2 separate regions of the Homo sapiens genome follow, and region 2 is linked to region 1. A link is a loop called in an ENCODE intact Hi-C map of the cell type or tissue named here. Cell type or tissue: CD4-positive, alpha-beta T cell. All regions are shown on one strand. Each heading gives the region's core, and the rest is flanking DNA. Links, peaks and the distances in the headings are about the cores only.

What was found. Hi-C counts contacts between places; a loop is a spot of excess contacts. Peaks named below come from ENCODE experiments on the same cell type or tissue, not always from the same donor. Only the 100,000 strongest peaks of a DNase experiment are listed, where the experiment ranks them.
Region 2: it touches region 1 in a loop (2.1-fold over the local background); 6 of 110 quality-filtered maps call a loop at or near these places.

Annotation. Positions count from the first base shown.
Region 1 is chr4:121,186,780-121,192,168 of GRCh38, reverse strand. It overlaps a transcript of TNIP3 not described here. Among named protein-coding and RNA genes, the nearest start is that of TNIP3, 25 kb to the right of the region's middle. In CD4-positive, alpha-beta T cell, for the core only: no CTCF peak of the experiment used is centred there; a DNase peak (open chromatin) is centred at 2,118; H3K4me3 peaks cover 467 bases; H3K27ac peaks cover 2,181 bases.
Region 2 is chr4:121,137,014-121,142,402 of GRCh38, reverse strand. TNIP3 (TNFAIP3 interacting protein 3) reads left to right here. Exons shown (of 11, transcript NM_024873.6): 9 at 489-587; 10 at 3,719-3,779. Among named protein-coding and RNA genes, the nearest start is that of TNIP3, 25 kb to the left of the region's middle. In CD4-positive, alpha-beta T cell, for the core only: no CTCF peak of the experiment used is centred there; a DNase peak (open chromatin) is centred at 2,602; H3K27ac peaks cover 1,261 bases.

The sequences.
Region 1 (5,389 bases), core at 89-5,088:
TATGCACACGAACTTAAAAGACTCTGGTGAGGTAGAATCAAGACTTGTAATCATGTCTTGAAAGGAAATTCCAATATAGATGTGAAAAAAATTCACATTTAAACTGTTGTTTCAAATAAATGTTATTTAATGATTAAACAAAAAGGTAATGCATTTCTATTATAAAATTTTTAGACAGCTCTTAAATATATGGTATCTAAATAACTTAATATGCCAGATATACTCATAAAAATTATGTCCTTATCACCACCTTTGTCATAATTTCCAAAGATTTGAATAAAATTATTTTTATCAATGGCTGTGTCTTAAAGAAAAAGGTCCTTTCAAATATTTGTCCCAATGAAACTCAGCCTTAACAATATTGGTTTGAGTTGAGAGAATAATTTTAAGATAGTAGTGTTTTGTCATATGATAATAATCTTTACTTAAATACATAGTTAATAAATAACAATGAGATACTAGGGAAAATTATTAGACATGACTCAAAATTTAGTCTTCTCATATTCCTAGAGAATGTCACAACTTGGAACTGTACCTGTCTAAAATTCAGGTAGCGATTTGAGAGAAACATTTTGATAAGTTAAAGGACAACTATAGTTGACACAGGATGTGGTTACATGAGGTGAATGTATCAGACATAACTTATATACTCTACTTCATTTTGCAACATAGACACAACTGTAAAATACATCATTTAAATGTTCTTGTTGAAATGCCTATTTCCAAGAAAACTAACAATAAAATACATAATTTTTCTGTGCATGTGTAGCTAGGTTAACTTTGTTCTCTTCCAGGTGTTTATCAATAAACCCACCTGAGTGTATTTCCACTGTAGAACAATGGTGCAAAAGCATTAACAGGTGATACAAATGTTAGATCAAGTGCCAAGTTTTTCTTCACCTAAATATAGGGGCTCAGCCTTGTTCATAAAGTTGATTAGGAGCCAATGTTTCCTATTCTCTAAATCTTTGATTGTGCATTCCTTATAGTCTCTGCTTCTTCATGAAAATAGAATTTCAAATAAATAAAAATAACCTTAATGATAGCATGCCATACTAAAATAACAACAACAACAACAAAAACAAAAACAACAAAAACAAGGAAGCTCCCCTCTGTTGACCCAAAATGCTATTAAGCTATGTTCTTCCTGTGTCCCTGTCAGAGGGTAAATTTTGTGTAATTTTCAACTTTGGAATAAATGGTAGTGAGAGTAACAGTGTTTGACCCTCTTCTTGGTTTTGTCCTTTTTCTCTACTAGGGTCCTGGCTCCCTGGGTAGAAGATCCCATCTTAGCATAACTTGGTCTTCCAGGCTTACCTTACCCATGAAATCTAATGTGACATCATTTTTCTTTGAGCTTTTATGAAGAAACTCTCTGAGAGTTTGTTCGGGGAGTATTGAGCTCAACACTTCGGTTAAGGTTCTACCCTTATTCATATTTATTTCGAGTATTGGCCTGACTATGGCTTTAATTCCAGGGAACTTGGAAAGGACTTCTGAACTCCAGTATACCTCCAGATCCCTGCTCACTGACATTGACATTCTATGGCTTATAGCAGACAGGTGTGTCCCCTGTTACGCAACTCAACTGTTAAGCCTTTGTCAGCCCCTTTTCCCAGAATAGGATTTACTGAGGCTGAGAAGGAAAGACATAATATGGATAACTTAGATAGAGTGCATCTGAAGAAGACAGGGGACCAACTTGCACAGGACTTTTTAATGGGAGCTTCTCCTCTTCCAATTCAGATCTAGTTATTCTTGTCAATTTACTCTCTTGTCAAATACTTAATAAGTATGTGAGGCTCTGAAAAATACAATGATGAGGCTCTGTGAGGCTCTGAAAAATACAATGATTAGCAGGCTAAACCTGTCTCTGCCTTCATGAAGTTTATAATTCAAAGGATACTAAATATGAGTAAACACGCCAGGCAAAAAGGCCAAGATATGCATGTATCAGAATATCTTCTGTTAAAACACTGTGTTTTCAAAAGCTCTATATTCTGTTTTAATCTGTCACTCTGTTTTGTGAATGAGATTGTTTCACCCATGCAGAGCAGTCCCAAGAAGAAGGCCAAACCTATGTCAGCAGGATGCCTGTAGGAGGATGTGGTTTCTACACAACTCTGTTCACTCCTAACCTCTCACTGGGGCTAGCACCAGCACCTGCAGCTGCACTCTATCTCTGCTCCAAACTGGCTCCTCTGCCTGCACGGTCCTCCTGGGCACAGCCACAAGAGGTTTGGATCTAGTTTGTGGCATCAGTATAGTGAGCTGGCACATCACAAAAGCAGGGAGGAAATAAACAGGGAGCTAGCCAAGAATGCAGATTGAGGGCAACAACAGAGCCCAGGTTTATAAGAAACATTCCCCACCCTATTCTCTGGGCTTTCATTTCAGACATGCAAATACAATTCTTCGATATCTATTTAAATTTTTAAATTACATAGCCTTGGGTAAAACTTTAGAAATGTTCCTTCTTGTCCGAGGAAAATGTTACTTTCAAAATTCTCTCAGCAAACCCTCTCTCTTCTACTACAATCTTAAGCCACAACTGTTAATATTTCCAATTACTCAAGTAATTAAGACACCTGAACTCAGTCATCTAAAACACACATACACAGAGTAATTTATGAGTCACTTGTTTCTTCACAAAATCACCAGGAGCATAGTTACAGTAAATCATAATAACAAAAACTAAAACCTGAAAATTGCTGCTTGATTAGCATCTTTTACACAACACTTCTCATTCTGGGTCACCCAGATTCCTGATGTTTGAACATCTGGAAGCATTTCCATTATAGAAGAATCTACTGTCAATTCTTCCTTTTCTCATATTTGAAGATGAGCTTTGTTCTCCAGGGTCTTTCCTGAAAATAATGGTTTATGACATAAGATCAAAGCAGAAAATGTGACCTTGGCAATGGACTGGGAAGAAATGTGGCATTTGAGGTAGGCGAGTGTGTGGAGGAAGAAAGAACACTAACATCCTAAATTCTTATTTTGGCTTTGCTATCACTTAGCCCCACTGAGCCTCATTTCTTTGTTATGTTAATGCAGGAGGTCAATTAAATGATTTTTCAAGTTATTTCTAAGACTGTGGTTATGTGTTTTTCCTATTGAATGTAATTATTTTCCTCTAGAATTTACACTACTTGCCAATACTAATGAGGCAACCGTACCATGTAACCATAAAAACCAAGTCTGGTGGTTTGGGGTTGCATGCTCACCAGGCATCATTAGTGTCAACTTGAAATTCAATGGTCTTAAAGTACTGATATCCAGGGGTGTTAATGTATAATTTACAAAAAGTTAAAAACATGATGGTCATGCAAACAAAATGAACCCATGTCCAAGGTTTTATTCAATGTATTAATTAATGAGGTATCCTGAAACATGAGACAGCTCATTTCAGGAGCATTTGAGGAGCTGGGTATTCATAAACAATTTAATGGAGAAGTGTTAGAACAGGATGATTAGATACAAAACTGCCATTCAAGGCAGTAAACCATAACATTTTGGATTATCTTCTCTACCAGATAGGATTCTACAAGTTTAGAATCCTATTTATTTAGGTTCTAATCAACTAGTAAAATTTAAATAAACTTTAGATGAGCTCATTAAACAATGACATTCAACAACATATTGGACCCTTTAGATAATTTTTTGGAGACTTCTGTACTGGAGACCTTTGAACAAGTAACAAAAATATGAGGGCTCCAAACACCTGAAAATCATTGATCTCTTCCTGTGTCCTCTCTGGCTGCTCACAGAGATTACAGGGCAGACCGTTATTTCCCAATGTTAGTCTGGGAAAAACAGTTCACAATAATATATAACTTAGGGGAGAGTTTTTTTTTTTAAGTTTCATTGTCAAATTGGTGAAACCTACTATCCTATTGATAACATCTAATTCATATTAATATCATTTCTATTTAATTTCTATGTTGATTTATTCTTGTGAGTGAAGGGCAGGAAGGAAGGAGATTTCTGTCCATGTAAGTTTAAAATAAGCTGTGAAGAAGCCAAGACCCAACAGATATTTACTGAATTTCATTAATTTCTGTTACTCTCACCTCAAACTCTTTGCCTAATAATATTGCCTCCATAATTCCCTGTTCATTTATAATTTAGTCAAGAGGCCCCCTTAAATCAAGATTTTAGTAATAGTATTTGGTTCAAAGAGTCATTTCTGAATTTTTATAATTCCTGGATGGTTAAAAAAAAGGAAAGAAAGAAAACATAGTAAAAGTGTACTCTTAGACCAAAAAAAGTAGTCACATGTGAAAGTAACTAAAGTTGTGTCAGGGCTTTTAAGCTTTTGAGAGGTCCAGAACTTGTTAGAGACCCTATCTTCAGGAAGAGACGATAAACACATAGCACACATATTATTCTGTATTTAATTTGATTGAATCCCATCCATGGACTTTGGTCAAAAATATAAAAGATAGACCTGATCCCTATATCTTATCTCCCAAGCCTCTCTGAACATCTGACTTTACAAATCAGCTACATTTCAGTTGGAGGGACCTATAGTTGTTTTCTTTAGAACTAGAGCAGAAATGCCTGTCAAAATGGAAAACCTAAAACAAATTCTTTGGAAATAGCATAGCCCTCCATGGTCCTTCTTTATTAACAATGGCTGAGGTCACTAAGATCCCAGATGTAGAGTAAAAAGTCACAAGCTTCAGCATGAAATCTTACCCTGCTCTTCATGAGTCAAGTGACCTGGGAGAAGGTGTCTAGCCTCACTGCTTAGCCTCACTGACGCTCAAGCTTACTATCTGAAAAATATGTATGAGTAAGAGGTAGGGCCCAGAGCAGAGATCATTGGAGCCATAACTCTCAATCAGTTGAGCAGATTCTTGGAACAGATCCCAAGGTGGGAACAACTATGTACCCACAGAACTAATGCAAGGGTTATATAGGATCTGTTCTATTGGTGTTTAAAAGTTTGGTAGGGTGTTTTTTTTGTTTGTTTGTTTTACCCTCAGGTCATAGTATTGTATTAAGAGCACAACACTGTTGGATGCAATTATTAAGTGATCTCAAGAAAAAAGGAGGATTTTCCAACTTTAGTTAATTCTGCCTCTCAATTGTCAGAATGTTGAGCTTTATAGGAAAAAATGAACTTTGATAAGCACTTTCTTCTGTGAAATAAATCTAGGTCAAATCGAAATTTATGAAACATATTGATTTCACTAATTCAAAAGAGAATGTAAAATATTTTCATGTACAAATTCCTATATTAATTAAAGAATAATCTAAAAGGTTTCCTAAGAATGTTATAAAGCCCAAGTAGGTGACATAATTCTCATTTATTTGAGGTGTGACTAAACTTCTTGAGAATATTTTGAACCCAATGAACATTTTTTGTGCTTTTCTTTTCTTT
Region 2 (5,389 bases), core at 132-5,131, 50 kb after region 1:
AAATACTGCCTCTTTTGAAAAAATAACATGCCTTCTTGAGCACTGAAGCATTCTATCCCATGGGTTCTCTAATAGCCTTAAATAATGAATATTATTTGTCCTAATTCCTAATTTCCTTTCTGGATTTTAGTTTTCCCTGGCTACAATTTAAGAAAACCTATTTTATGACTCAATGAATAGATTTTCTTCATTGAGGGCCCTCAATAAAGATAACTCAAAAACATAAAGTTAACTCTATATACTTTTCAAGTGTGTCTAATTTCTTCAAAATGGGGAAATGATTATAGTTTCACCTTAGGTAAAACTTGACCTGTGAGCCTCGTTTGTATTGGTCCTGAGTCTATTGACATGTTTACTATTTTGAGTTATAATTATGCCAGATTAAGTGGAACCTTAAGATTGAAACCAAACCTTTTGTATAAAGCAATGTCACTGCAACTCCTCAGTCTCTCCCACTGGTAGTGACCCCACAGTTTTGTTCTCCTCAGATGTATTGCCCACCCTGTAACTGCGGCTTGGTTTTCCACCTGCAAGATCCATGGGTACCAACAGGCCCTGGAGCTGTGCAGAAGCAACGGGAGCACCCAGTAAGTAAGAGTGCATTTGAAAAAGTGCTTAGTATACTGTTTTGGTAGAAATTATGTGCATCTCTGGAATTTCAGCACATTATATTATCTACAGCAAGAGCCTCTGTTTTCTCTCAGCCTCTAACTTGCAAAGTTGGAGTGGTCAATGTACACTAGAATTATCTTTGGGACACTGAATCCATAGGACACATAGATACGAATAAATTAACTGAAAGGTATTAAATTGGGAATAATTCCTTGAACAACATATAACATTTTCAATTGGCATACTTCATTCTACCCAAAGGACATTTTCTGTATAAAGTGTATTTATGTATAAAGGAAAGTGGATATGGCAAAACAAGAAAAATGAGATGCTTTTGTTCGGTTGTAAATTTATATTGAACTACTATGGATATTGCTACATATGTGCAAAATAGATTTTGACATTTTCCAATTGAAAGGATTTTCTTAAAGGATCCAAGAAAAAGTGACCCACTTAAGTTGTTCTCCATGGCTGTGTCTTCCCAGACAAAATGAAATGCAGAGTTGAGCAATTATTTGTGAGGGGAATTGATTTGGACAGTCAACCTGAATTAGTGAGGCCCAAAGCACCCTTTTTTTCCTTCTCAATAGCAGTATTCCACCTACCCTCCTCTACTTTTTATTTTGCCTACATAGATAGAAATTTATCCAGGAAAAAAATATGCATTTTCTGCATTTTGGATTTACCCAGACAAATCCCGCTACCCTTTAGGTTTGATTAATTGTGTTTCTCATGATGAAAAAATCTAAGATTTTTAACTGGGATTTTCCTACCAGAATGCTTACAGAGAACATGATTCTCTTGGCTTCCTGAAAGTTCTCATACTTTTGTTCGAGTGTGACTCAAAACCCTTTTCCCAAGGGAGGAGATAATGACTCTTTGGGTGGCTGAAGGAATGTGAGGATTTAATGAGCATCTCTTATTTGACCCTGGTATGACACAGCACACCGCTAAGAATTGAGTCTTTTCATGTTATTGCGGGTTGCTAGTTCTGTCTGCTCTCCCTCCCCCTTTTCCTTTTTTTTCTTTACCTGTTTGCTTACTTTTCAGTCTTTACCAATAACATTAAATTTTTTTTTCAAGAATGTAGAAGTCAACTCAGATTGTGAGAAACATAAAGAGAAATTTACTGTAGGAGTGAATTAACCTATAGGAGTTGGCTTCTACAGGTTGGGGGATTGGAGAAATATTCTTATGAAAGGTTAACTATAAAACCAATCAGTCATTCACATTTACCTAGGAGTACAAATTATTGTTTCAGTCAAATATTTCTTTATGGAAAGAAGGAAGGAATTCACCTACTATAGCTCATCAAACAGTCCATGTCAATTAAAAAAGGCAAGGCAGTCCAGGTCACATAAAATTGTCACCAAATAAAGGCCTATATTTGAAAAAGGACTCCAAGCCATGTAGAATGGCCTACATTTTCTTTCTTTTTTTCTTTTTTCTTTTTTTTTGAGAAGGCATCTCGCTCTGTCATCCAGGCTGTAGTGCAGTGGTGCGATCTTGGCTCACTGCAACCTGTACCTCCTGGGTTCAGGCAATTCTCCTGCCTCAGCCTCCCGACTGGCTGGGACTACAGGCACACACCACCACACGTGGCTAATTTTTGTAATTTTAGCGGAGATGGGGTTTCACCATATTGCCCAGGCTGGTCTCAAACTCCTGACCTCATGATCCGCCCACCTTGGCCTCCCAAAGTGCTGAGATTACAGGCATGAGCCACTGCGCCTGGCCAGAATGGCCTACATTTTCAAGCAGTAGTCAGATGAAAAAAATCTCAGCATAACAGTAGAGTTTACAACCAAATCCTCAAAGTTAATTTAAAAATAATATTTCATGTTTCTTGTCTATATCGAAGGCTGAATTAAGTCACATGCTATAGTGTTGGTAACATTACAGGATATTTACCTTCTCTTGGCAACTCTCCTGGAATATAAAACTGAGGCTCACGTCACTTATCCTATGTGTTATTTGAGACATCTAAAAATAAACGAGAAGATAAAAAACAGAGGTGATCTCATTTCCTCTTCTAGCTTTTTCATAAGCCAGAGGAGCCAAGGGCCTAGGTGTCTAGAGTAGGGGTACAGTGGGGTCAAACTGCACTAAAAGCAGCATTTCTCAGTGTCTTATTGAGTAATTGAACTTTCTGGGCTACTTTCAGTGGTCTGGCAGCCTTGTAAATGCTCTCTGTTGGCTCATGTTAGAAAAATTTTCCTCAAGTTATTTTTAGGAGATAATTGAATTACAGAACAACAAAAAAATCTATATTCTCTGTGTCTTGTGGAGAAGTAGGAGGCAGGGGTGAGCATTCAGAGCAGAAAGACAGACCTGCTTTGTGGGCAGGTAAAGCTGAGATTGCTCCATTCCTAAGCGTTAAATACAGAGGTGCTGGCCTTGGAGATATCTTGATGATTCAGGCCTATGGGTTTACTATTTATTCAATGCAATTTGTTCGACATTCAATATCTAGCTGTTCTTAACTGGTGTAAACCTAGGAGAAAATCCCAAGAGAAAAATCTTGTCTCTGTAGACTAAACTATATGAGCAATTTAGAGGATAGGTTCTGCTGGATCGGTTCTTCACAACAGCAAAAAGGGAAAGATTTGCCCTGCTTCACCATCCTGAACTTCTGTCAATGCCAAATCCCCATTTAATAGCTTAAATTTCTTCCTTAAACCATTAGAAAACTTGTATTAAACTTTTTTTCCTGGCCTTCTCATTGCCTCTAGTGTGAGGGTCTCAAAAAGAGTATTTGTTGATGCTAAGTTGCTTTGTTTTATTGATGGGCTGTAGTAAGTTTTACAAGTGTTTATACTTCTGCAGATATTCAAAACACATCTGTTTCAAAAAAAGAAAGAAAATATGTCACAACCTCAAAGTGGTAGAAATTCTGGCCAAACACAGAGTGGATTTAAGAGGGGGTAGGGAGAGATGATGGCAGTGATGGGGGGTAAGCAGGATGAGTGAGGTTGGCAATAGGTTTGGATAGAAATTACTTTTGTGTTGCCTGCTTAATAAAAGCCACATAGCCTAATTGTATTTTTGACATGCCACTATATTTGAAGTCCATATTGCTATAATAATGTTGTATTGTTCCACACAGCCAGACTATCAGTGGTATGCTCTTGACCAGCTTCCGCCAGATGTACAACACAAGGCAAATGGTGAGACCACAGCTGTATTGAGCATTCTTTCATGTTTACATCTTAATGGGATCTTTTGGGGATGTTTACTCAACATACATTCATTCGTACTTGGGGAGGACTTACTATAAAGTTGTGTTACATACATAACTTTAATTTGATGCACCTGGGGTTAAATTGAACTCCTTAAGACAAAGAAAATGTGCGAATGCAGAAATGCATGAACCTCAATTCTGGCTTCTGTTCCTTTTTCAGTCTCAGAGTCAGAATTCCATCTGGGGTTAGAAATGAAAACTGTAAGCAGAGCTGTATTATAACAACAACAAAGCTCTGCAATTGTACTACAAAGCACAGATGCACACCCACTATTCCAGGTTGAGTTTGCTAGACAGATGTTTTAAATGTCACTGGCAGACAGACAGAGGAAACCAAAGGCTCGGAACTGTGTTCCCTTATGACTAAATGTCAGACTCCAAGGCAGGGCTCTTAGTTTAGGCCAGGGTTGCCCACAACGCCCACCTCAAAGTATGCTGGGGAAAACTAAAAGTCACTTATGAAGTACTCACAACTAAGAGTACTTTTTTAAATCTTATTTTTTATTGATTTAACATTTTCTGTTTTCTTTCTAGAATCTGCTATACTTTCTACTGCTTGTTTCTATGGTCTTGTGAGGCCACCCAGAAGCGGGCTGTATAAACTGAGCTATAATCAAAATCCCACTTCTATTCTCATCAAGTATACATAATCAAAAGTTAGAAATGTCTGCTACATGTTTAAAGTCTCATATGACACACACCTGGGACTCTAACTTGTTAATTTCCAAAGATTTGAATCTATCTAAAAATGCTGAAGATGAGCTATGTAGTCTAATTTCAGGCCATTCTTGAAATTTGATCTCGTTTGAAGTCAGAGCTGAGATCACAGAAATCTAGTTTTTAATACAAGGAGTCTGTTATGGAGTGTAAATAGGGAGTCAGGGACACCACATGTAGTTTTGCAGGTTGTGAACTTTACAAGTCTGAGGGGCTCATCATGGTACTCTATGTGAATGGAGCCTGCTGAAGTACAATACGCAATCTGGACAGCTGTACACAGCAGCAATGGGAGTGACAAAGGCCATAGATTACAACAGCATCATAGAAAAGAAATATGAAATGTGAGAATTCCATAATAAAATATCCAGGTATTTATCAAAACACTATAGGACTCTCTTTTTTCTTTGCTTTCTACTACAAATATAGCCAGTGGTTTTAATGAAGTTCTTGAGTTCCAACAATAATGGAGTTGTTTTATTAGAAAGGCATACCATTAACCGGAATGTGTGTTGCATAATATATGCAATTTTAAAATCTATTATGGTATAATAACAGAATTGCTACCCAATTATAATTTTCCATTTTATATTGCTCTGGAATGACTATTAAAGATATTTTCTTTCTGAATTGGAGTTTAATAACTGGAAAATAAAATTACTTAGTACAGAATTTAGTAATACCATAAGGTCATTTATATATCATTATTAGATTCTTGCTGGACCAATATTACACAAGCTAATGATTACATAAAATAGAAATGAATTGTGATGACATTCAGAAACTAAATAGAATATGCAATAATGAAATGTTGTAGTC